2 separate regions of the Homo sapiens genome follow, and region 1 is linked to region 2. Evidence: read pairs that join two places in POLR2A ChIA-PET (ENCODE). Cell type or tissue: Panc1. All regions are shown on one strand.

Region 1 (5,000 bases), 160 kb before region 2:
GCTATCATTTCCACTTGAATGAGTTTTGAGATTTTTATTTCAGTCTACCTCAGTTATACATCTGTCACTAATTGCCACTCATTTCCTCCTTGATAATCAAAGTTCCAAAGATCTCACCTTAATCCAGGCTTCTGAAATGGTTTTCTCATATCTAATAGCTGACTTTATTACATCAAAGAGGAGAATAATACAGCTCTGACCGCTGCTTTCTTGATTTCCTGAGGAACTACAAGTAGCAGAGAGGAAAAAAATTACTCTTCTACGTACCAGAAAAGAACTTACAAGATCGGAGTTCCTGCCATGTACCCTGGAGCAAATGACAACCTCATGTATAAGATGGCTAATAAACTTGCACTGTCGTCTGTCTGGGATTGATCTGAATGGCTAAGAAAATATATAAACACATACATACTCACATACATATATGTAATTTGAAAAACAATATAATACTAGATGTAAATGTCATAATAGTATCATTATTTGTAGTAGTATTAAGCTCTAACTCTGACAGTGGGATGTCAGAAAATTGTGACATCCTGTGTGAGGATGAGCTCTTTACCTTGCTCGTCCTTTACTTTTCAACTTTACTTGGGAAGCCTGTAACCGTGATGGCAAAACACAATGCTGCAGATCCAACTTCTCCCGAAGCTCAGAAATTACCTGCAGAAAGTAAATATTAGCTATGGTTTTCTGCTCATTCATAGTGGGTAGGCACAGTCCAGTCTCTCTACCATGACAATCTCCTGAAAGACTGAGGAAGAAAAAAATTTAAATGTTGGACATTTTGAAAAATAGAGTTATGAGAATAGCCAATGCAATGTCATAGAACATCATACCCAAAATTTCAGAATTCTGTGAGGTACTACACAGGAAGAGTAAATGTAACTTATAGCAGCTTATATAGATCAATGAATCTGTTGAATAGCTCCATTCTCTCCTCTGAATGCTATCCGGATTAGTCAGTATTCTCAGTTAGTCTGGGGACAGAGAAGAGCAATTGGCACTTAAGTTGCTTTATCTAGGTGTGATGGGATATAAGAGCATACCTCAAGTGTATCCATGGCTGTTACGGAATGAAGAATGAACTTTATTATCACAGGTAAATCCTCCAATCTAATAGACGACAACTTATCCATCACCAACTGGCGAACCTAAAAATTAAAAGCACAGAAACTTAATAGGTTTTCATGTCACTACCTCAACTTTGTACTGAACTGTTAGATAAAATTAGAAAAAAATCACTTCTCTTACTCCATCTTCCCACTTATAATTTAGGGAAAAACAAAATTTTAGATTTTTCCCCAAATTAGAATCTTTTAGTTGTTAATACCACAGCTTCATCAAAAATAGACGGGCAATAAATGTGAAACAGAGCTATTATCTTACATTTAGAGCCTAAATTCTCAACTGGCTACAGTAAGGCATAAAAAGTATTATTCCTATGGGAAGCAGGTATGACTCAGACAACATGGAAGATTTCCACTCAAAACTTACTGCTTAAAAACAGACCTGTGGGCCAGGCACGGTGGCTCAAGCCTGTAATCCCAGCACTTTGGGAGGCCGAGGGGGGTGGAAAACAAGGTCCGGAGTTCAAGACCAGCCTGGACAATATGGTGAAACCCCGTCTCTACTAAAAATACAAAAATTAGCCGGGAGTGGTGGCAGGTGCCTGTAACCCCAGCTACTTGGGAGGCTGAGTCAGGGAACTGCTTGAACTTGGTAGGTAGAGGTTGCAGTTAGCGGAGATTGCACCACTGCACTCCAGCCTGGGTGACAGAGTGATACTCCGTCTCAAAAAAAAAAACAGACCTGTGACTCTACCATAGAATAGCATCTGAAACTCATTGAGGGGAAAAAAAAAAAAAAAGAGAGATATCAAATGTGATTCACTATGGTTTCAAAATGAAATATTCATTACTCCCAAGGCAATGACTGACTGACACTTGTTCTGGGAGGTTGGAAAGCTGGCTCTGTTTCTGGAAAGCTGAGTCTTTTCTACCTTCAATAGGAAGTTTGGGTCAAGTCGGAGGCTTGAAAGGACATCCAGGATTGGGACAGTGAGTGAAGTATTCTCTATCAGTAGGTCACTGTGAATGGTAGAAAAAGAAAAAAGTTGTATAATGGTTTGAACAGAGCTGGGCAGACAATGACTTGAGAAAATCATTTATTAGAGTATGAAAATAAAGGACATACTTAGTTGCCATTAAGTTACCGTTTATAGTATGTTTCTTTAAAAATTGTTTTGACTGCAAAAAATAATACATGCTCATTATAAAAATTCAAATAATAAAAGTAGAAACAAGAAGCCTTCCATCACAATCCCCACTACCCAGAGAACACCACTATTTAGTTTGGTATGTATCCTTCCCCGCAAAAAGGAAAAAGAAAACCCAAAACATTTACAATGAAATCTGATAAGTATGAGAGACACATGTAGGTGGTGCTACAGGAGCACAACATAGTGAGAAGGACAGTGATAGATTGCTTTTTTTTTTGTTTGTTTGTTTTTTGAGACAGGGTCTTACTCTGATGCCCAGGCTTGAGTACAGTTACAGTGGTGTCATCACAGCTCACTGTAGCTTCGACCTTCCACGCTCAATTGATCCTCCCATCTCAGCCTCCTGAGTAGCTAGAATTATAAGTGCGTACCACCACGCCCACCTAATTTTTGTATGTTTTTGAAAGACGGCTTTTCACCATGTTGTCCAGGCTGGTCTCAAACTCCTGGGCTCAAGTGACCCACCCACTTCAGCCGCCCAACATGCTGGGATTAAAGGCATGAGCCACTGCGCCCAACAGACGGTGACAGATGCTAAAAAAAAAAAAAGACTATACAAAAGGAGATGAGCTGGCATCAGGCAGGTAAAGTGGATGGCGTAGTACTTTGCCCAGAAGGAGCATCCTGCCCAAAAGGATGAGGGCAAGAAATCACTGGATGTTTTGGAGGTAGCTTTGCAGACAACTATACAAAAGGAAGTATTACAAACTGAATTTAAAAAAAATACTTCTAGTACAATAAAAAGTTGCATTAAGATGGAAACTTTATTACCTAGGGATATTGTTCTCCCCTTCTTCAATACTTCCCTACCAATTACTATTTTTCAAATGAATGACAGTAAGCAATGGGTCTCCGCAAGCGGTCTGATGCAGGACTGTGCATTAGAATGAATCACCTAGGAACCCAAAGAAGGTAGATGTTTAATAGGCTCCACAAATGATTTTAATGTGCAGCCAGGGTTAAGGACCCCCTGAAGAACAAGTTAATGAAACTTAAGGGATCATGGTCAACTTCTCCACTGGCCAAATTTAGATATCTAATCCTAAGCCAGACTTCACGCTCATAACAGGTATACCATTTAAAAGAAAGTACATGGGGCCAGGCACGGTGGCTCATGCCTGTAATCCCAGCACTCTGGGAGGCCGAGGAGGGCGGATCACAAGGTCAGGAGATCGAGACCATCCTGGCTAACATGGTGAAACCCCGTCTCTACTAAAAATACCAAAAAAATTAGTCGGGCATGGTAGCAGGTGCCTCTAGTCCCAGCTACTTGGGAGGCTGAGGCAGGAGAATGGGGTGAACCCAGGAGGCGGAGGTTGCAGTGAGCTGAGATCGCACCACTGCACTCCAGCCTGGGCGACAGAGCAAGACTGTCTCAGAAAAAAAAAAAAAAAAAAAGAAAGTATGTGGATCTATTCAAATATATACCTTTTTTTTTTAAGTCAAATCCCATACCCTACTCATGAAGGGGGGTATCATCCTCTTTTTAGATAGAAGAGACCATATTACTACTGCTCTTTGCATACTGCAGTGATAGAACCCCCATAGCTGAGCCTCACTTAGATGATGACAGAGGGTTTATCCACCTGAGTTCTTTCCCCACATCAGCGTGCTGGGAATCCCCTAGGATCTCAGGTAGGCTGGTGATGATGTCATGCTGCAGGTTCTCTGGAGCAATACTGATCAGCTGCATGATCTTGGTGGTGAGGTCCTGCAGTAGAAGACACTATTAGAACTGCAGCACATTACCCAGAATAAAGAAAGACTACCTACGTGTGAAATGCAGAGCTGAAATTATTTGAGAAATAAACACAGTCATTTATCTCTGTACTTTGAAAAAGAATCTTCCCAAATATTTAATTTATTTAATAAATGATATCTACTCTTCGTATTTAAACTTTTCTGAAATTTAAAGGGTGAAGTATCTATGATTCTCAAATTATGAAAATTGGAAAAAGCTAATGGATGGATGGAAAAGTATGAATTTTCTGTTTAGAAAGAAAAAAAAATACAACCTCCAAAAGATATGAGAAACATACTCTTTAAATTCAAGAGATAAAGTCCATAAGCCTACCTTGCCATCCACAACTCTGTCAAGCCATTTTAGTTGACTGACAATGAGTCGAGGTATGTTGATTTCATCACTGTTCTTGCTAAAATGTTAGGAAGAGAAAACAGGGAACTGAGCCTTTCTGGTCAAAATAACAGCAAGCATTAATACTGCACAAAATATTTTAGCCATTCCATTAACATTTACCGAACACCTACTATGCATTCGGCACTGCACTAGACACACAAGTGATACCCAAGATGCAGGAGATACATGCTTACGTATGTTAAGAAAAATGTCTAGAAGACATGCTAAATATGAACAGTGACTACATCCAGGGAGGATTTAGAGAGAAGGGATGACAGGGCTAGACAGCATCTCTTAATAATAATTTTTAAAAAGACAATGTTAATAAATCTTAAAAACTGAATATGACAAGTATTTTTAAAAGGTAAGACACTAATAACATCAACGCAGTAAGTGCTTAAAAAGGCAAGCATAAGTCAGATGCAGTGGCTCATGCCTGTAATCCCAGCACTTTGGGAGGCCAAGGTGGGCAGATCACATGAGGCCAGGAGTTCAAGACCAGCCTGGCCAACACGGTGAAACCCCATCTCTACTAAAAATACAAAAATTAGCTGGGCACGATGGTGGGTACCTGTAATCCCAGCT
Region 2 (5,000 bases):
CTCAAAAAGAAAATGCAAATGGTCATACAGAAAGGATGCTAATGCAAAGGCATAGCTGTTTAGAGCAGAGGTTCATAGCTGTTTTTGTGCCATGAATTTCCTTGGCAGCCTGGGGAAACTACAGACTCTCAGAATGATATTTTTATTTTTTATTTAATTAATTTTTTTTTGAGACAGGGTCTTGCTCTGTTGCCCAGGCTGGAGTGCAGTGGTACCATCATGGCTCACTGAGCCTTGACCTCCTGGGCTCAAGTGAACTTCTTGCCTCAGCCATGCAAGTAGCTTGGATTACAGGCATGCACCACTATACCTGGCTTATTTTACATTTTTTGTAGAGATGGGGGTCTTGCTATATTGCCCAGGCTGGTCTCAAATTCTTGGCCTCAAGCAAACCTCCTGCCTTAGCCTCCCAAAGTGCTAGGATTACAGGCATGAGCCACCACACCCTGCCTTATTTTATTTATATTTTTAGAGACAGGGTCTTGCTCAGACTGAAGTGTAGTGGTACAATCATAACTCACTACAACCTCGAACTCCTAGGCTCAAGGGGCCCTCCCACCTCAGCCTCCTGAGTAGCTGGGATGTGTGCCACCACACCCAGCTAATTTTTGTATTTTTTGTAGAGACAAGGTCTTACTGTGTTGCCCAGGCTGGTCTTGAACTCCTGACCTCAAGAAATACTCCTGCCTCAGCCTCACAGACTGCTGGGATTACAGGTGTGAGCCACTGTGCCCTGACCCTGCCTTGTTTTGACTGAACAATATATCTTGACTGTTTTCTCCAGATCATGAAGAAACATAAAGAACATCCTTACTCTTTTTTTTTTTTTGAGATGGAGTTTCACTGTTGTTGCCCAGGCTGGAGTGCAGTGGTACATTCTCGGCTCACTGCAACCTCTGCCTCCTGGGTTCAAGCGATTCTCCTGCCTCAGCCTCCTGAGTAGCTGGGATTACAGGAGCGTGCCACCACGCCTGGCTAATTTTTGTATTTTTTGAGTAGAGACAGGGTTTCACCATGTTGGCCAGGCTGGTCTCCAACTCCTGACCTCAGGCAATCCACCCGCCTTGGCCTCCCAAAGTGCTGGGATTACAGGCATGAGCCACCACCCCTGGCTCAGTCTTTTTTTTTTTTTTTTTTTTTTTTTGAGACAGTCTTGCTCTGTCGCCCAGGCTGGGGTGCAGTGGCACAATCTTGGATCACTGCAAGCTCCGCCTCCCGGGTTCACGCCATTCTCCTGCCTCAGCCTCCTGAGTAGCTGGGACTACAGGTGCCCACTACCACGCCCGGCTAATTTTTTTGTATTTTTTTAGTAGAGATGGGGTTTCACCGTGTTAACCAGGATGGTCTTGATCTCCTGACCTTGTGATCCGCCTGCCTCGGCCTCCCAAAGTTCTGGGATCACAGGCATGAGCCACGGCGCCCGGGCCTTAATTTATATGTAGATAGAGTAGGGAGGAAAGAATGAGAGAGAAAGAGAAAGACTAGCTTCTTGTCTGTGATATTAGTTCGAATATACAGTATTTTCCCTGTTTATTTGATGTCTTTTTACTTTTTGTTCATGGTGTTATAAATTTAACATGCAGAATATATTTTTAAATTTAGTGGCTTCTCAATTTTGAGTTGTAGCCACAGTCCTTTTCCAATCCGAGGTGTCCCAGATGATTTTCATGTACTACAGAGTTTGAGAACCATGCTCAGACATTGCCTTTCTCACTGGAATGTGAATTCCCCAAAGGCAGGGACAAGAACTAAGTCATCCATGTCCCCAGCAGCTCATAGTGTCTGGCATAGTGTAAAAATTTCAACGCCTGTAATCCCAGCACTTTGGGAGCTCGAGGCGGGAGGATCGCTTAAGCCCAGGAGTTCGAGACCAGCCTGGGCAACATGGCAAAACTCCATCTCTATTAAAAGAAAAAAAAGAAAAAAAATTTAAAAAGAAAGAAATGCTGGTTGAATAGATAAATTCCAATGGAGCCAAAACCGTCTCCCTCTCCTAATTGCTGTGAAGAATCCCCGGGTTTATCCTTCATCCCTGGACAGTGCTCTCTGGCTGTAGCTCGTGGTTATCTTCGTCTTTCTGTGTCTGGTTTTCTGTCAGGGCCAGACCTCTCCTGAGTCATCTATTGGCCTATCTATCTCAGGACATCAAGTACACAGTAGAGCAATAAATATTTGAGCCATGACTGTTGAAGGGAGGGGCCCCGACTCTTTCTCCAGAACCTCTTCCCTAAAGGGTTTTGCTTGTACCTTTCTCCTGGCTCTTGGTCTGTCCTTAAGTTTAAGTTATATGTGTTCCTGTCTCCTCACTCTCTCTTCATGCTCCCTTCTCAAATCCTTTGCAATGATGTTTCCTTTGTCTTGATCATCCCCCAGGATTTAGTCAGGATTTACCTCAAAGCTCACCTCCTTGGAGGCGTTTCTTGAACGCATAGGCCAATCTAACTCTCCAGCTGTTATTATATCACCTCGTTTTGTTTTCTTCCCAGAACATCATTATCTGAAATTATTTTGTTTATTTGCATATTTATTCATGGTCTGAGTTCCCACCTTCCTCAGGAATGTCAGCTCCTTGAAGTGTGGGACAAGGCTGTCTTGTTTCCTGTTGTATTCTTAGCCCCAGAAGGACTGGCATATAGTAAGTGCTTAATAAATATTTCCTGAATGAATGAATGAATGGTTGCCTGAGAGCCCCTCCAGGGAAGGATTTAGATCTAAATAATAATAATTTCCATTTATTGAGCTCTAAGGATGCACTAGACTCTGTAGCAAGTACATTTCACGATTATCTCTTTTAATCTGCATGGAAACCAGATGCAGTAGAGCTATTTTTATCCCCAGTTGTTGGATCAAACTGAAGCTTAGAAAATTTAGCTCACACAGCTAGCGCTAGACCACTGGTTCTCAAAGTGGGCTCCCTGAGCAGCCATGGCTTCTGAATCATCTGGGAACCTTTAGTAACGCAAATTCCTAGGCACCACCCCAGACTTACTAAGTGAGAAATTCTGGGGTGGGGCCTAGCAATCTGAATTTTAACAAACCCGCCAGCTGATTCTGATGTACCAAAGTGTGAAAAACCCTGTGTTAAAAGAAAGATGAGGTTAAATGTTTTTTTAAAAAACACAGCTTTATTGAGATAGAATTCACATCACCCACTCAAGTGTACAAGTCAATGATTTTTAGTATATTTACAGGGTTGTGCAAACATCACTGAAATAATTTGTAATTAATAGGTAAAAAAAAAAAAAAAAAAAAAGGAAACCTGGCCGGGCGTGGTAGTTCATGCCTGTAATCCCAGCACTTTGGGAGGCAGAGGCGGGCAGATCACTTGAGGTCAGGAGTTCGAGACCAGCCTGGCCAACGTGGTGAAACCCCCGTCTCTACTAAAAAATACAAAAAATAGCCGGGTGTGGTGGCAGGCGCCTGTAATCCCAGCTACTTGGGAGGCTGAGGCAGGAGAATCACTTGAACCCGGGAGGCAGAGGTCACTAAAAATACAAAAATTAGCTAGGTGTGGTGGCACACGCCTGTGGGAGGTAGAGGTTGCTGTAAGCTGAGATCGCGCCATTGCACTCCAGCCTGGGTGGTGACATAGCGAGACTCTGTCTCAAAAAAAAAAAAAAAAAAAAAAAAAAAAAAAAAAAGAAGAAGGCCGGGCGCGGTGGCTCACGCCTGTAATCCCAGCACTTTGGGAGGCTGAGGCAGGCAGATCACGAGGTCAGGAGATCAAGACCATCCTGGCTAACACGGTGAAACCCCGTCTCTACTAAAAATACAAAAAAATTAGCCAGGCGTGGTGGCAGGCACCTGTAGTCCCAGCTACTGGGGAGGCTGAGGCAGGAAAATGGCGTGAACCCGGGAGGCGGAGCTTGCAGTGAGGCGAGATCGTGCCACTGCACTCCAGCCTGAGTGACAGAGCAATGCTCTGTCTCAAAAAAAAAAAAAAGAAAGAAAAGAAAAAGAAAAGGCTGGGTGCGGTGGCTCCTGCCTGTAATCCTAGAACTTTGGGATGCCCAGCCGGGTGGGTCATGAGGTCAGGAGATCGAGACCATCCTGGCTAACACGGTGAAACCCCGTCTCTACTAAAAATACAAAAAATTAGCCGGGCGTGGTGGCGGGCGCCTGTAGTCCCAGCTGCTCTAGAGGCTGAGGCAGGAGAATGGCGGGAACCTGGGGGGCGGAGCTTGCAGTGAGCGGAGATGGTGCCACTGCACTCCAGCCTGGGCGACAGAGCGAGACTCCGTTTCAAAAAGAAAAGAAAAAAAAAAAAAAGAAAAGAAAACCCTGAAAGAAACCCTGTACTAATTAGCAGCCACTCCCCATTCCCCTCCCATCCCCTACTCCCAGCCCGAAGCAACCACTAACCCATTTTGTCTTTTTTTTTTTTTTTTTTTTTTTGGAGGCGGAGTCTCGCTCTGTCGCCCAAGGCTGGAGTGTAGTGGTGCGATCTCGGCTCACTGCAAGCTCCGCCTCCCGGGTTCACGCCATTCTCCTGCCTCAGCCTCCCGAGTAGCTGGGACTACAGGCGCCCGCCACCACGCCCGGCTAATTTTTTGTATTTTTAGTAGAGACCGGGTTTCACCGTGTTAGCCAGGATGGTCTCGATCTTCTGACCTCGTGATCCGCCCACCTCAGCCTCCCAAAGTGCTGAGATTACAGGCGTGAGCCACCGCGCCCGGCCCTACTTTGTCTTTATATAGATTTGCCTATTCTAGACATTTCATATAAGTGGAATCATACAATATGTATATGATTCCTGTGACTGGCTTTGTCTACTTTCTGTACTGTTTGCAAGGTTCCTCCATGTGGTAGTATGGATCCTTTTTGATAAATAATATGCCATGTATGGATAGGCACATTTAAAAAATCGATTTATAAATTGAACATTCATGTGTTTCTACCTTTTGGCTATTACGAATAATCCTATGGATATTCACATACAAGTTTTTGTGTAGACATATTTTTCATTTCTTTTGGATATGTATGTGTATATATATATGTGT

Evidence for each region. Peaks named below come from ENCODE experiments on the same cell type or tissue, not always from the same donor. Only the 100,000 strongest peaks of a DNase experiment are listed, where the experiment ranks them.
Region 1: POLR2A ChIA-PET joins it to region 2 with 11 read pairs; 2 of 35 experiments call an interaction of 5 or more read pairs at or near these places.

What each region holds. Positions count from the first base shown.
Region 1 is chr3:10,038,710-10,043,709 of GRCh38, reverse strand. It overlaps FANCD2 (FA complementation group D2), which reads right to left. Exons shown (of 44, transcript NM_001018115.3): 8 at 4,353-4,431; 9 at 3,865-3,989; 10 at 2,000-2,087; 11 at 1,047-1,151; 12 at 560-660; 13 at 118-226. Among named protein-coding and RNA genes, the nearest start is that of FANCD2, 15 kb to the right of the region's middle. In Panc1, no CTCF peak of the experiment used is centred here; no DNase peak of the experiment used is centred here.
Region 2 is chr3:9,881,810-9,886,809 of GRCh38, reverse strand. No RefSeq gene overlaps it. Among named protein-coding and RNA genes, the nearest start is that of CIDEC, 4.1 kb to the right of the region's middle. In Panc1, no CTCF peak of the experiment used is centred here; a DNase peak (open chromatin) is centred at 2,159.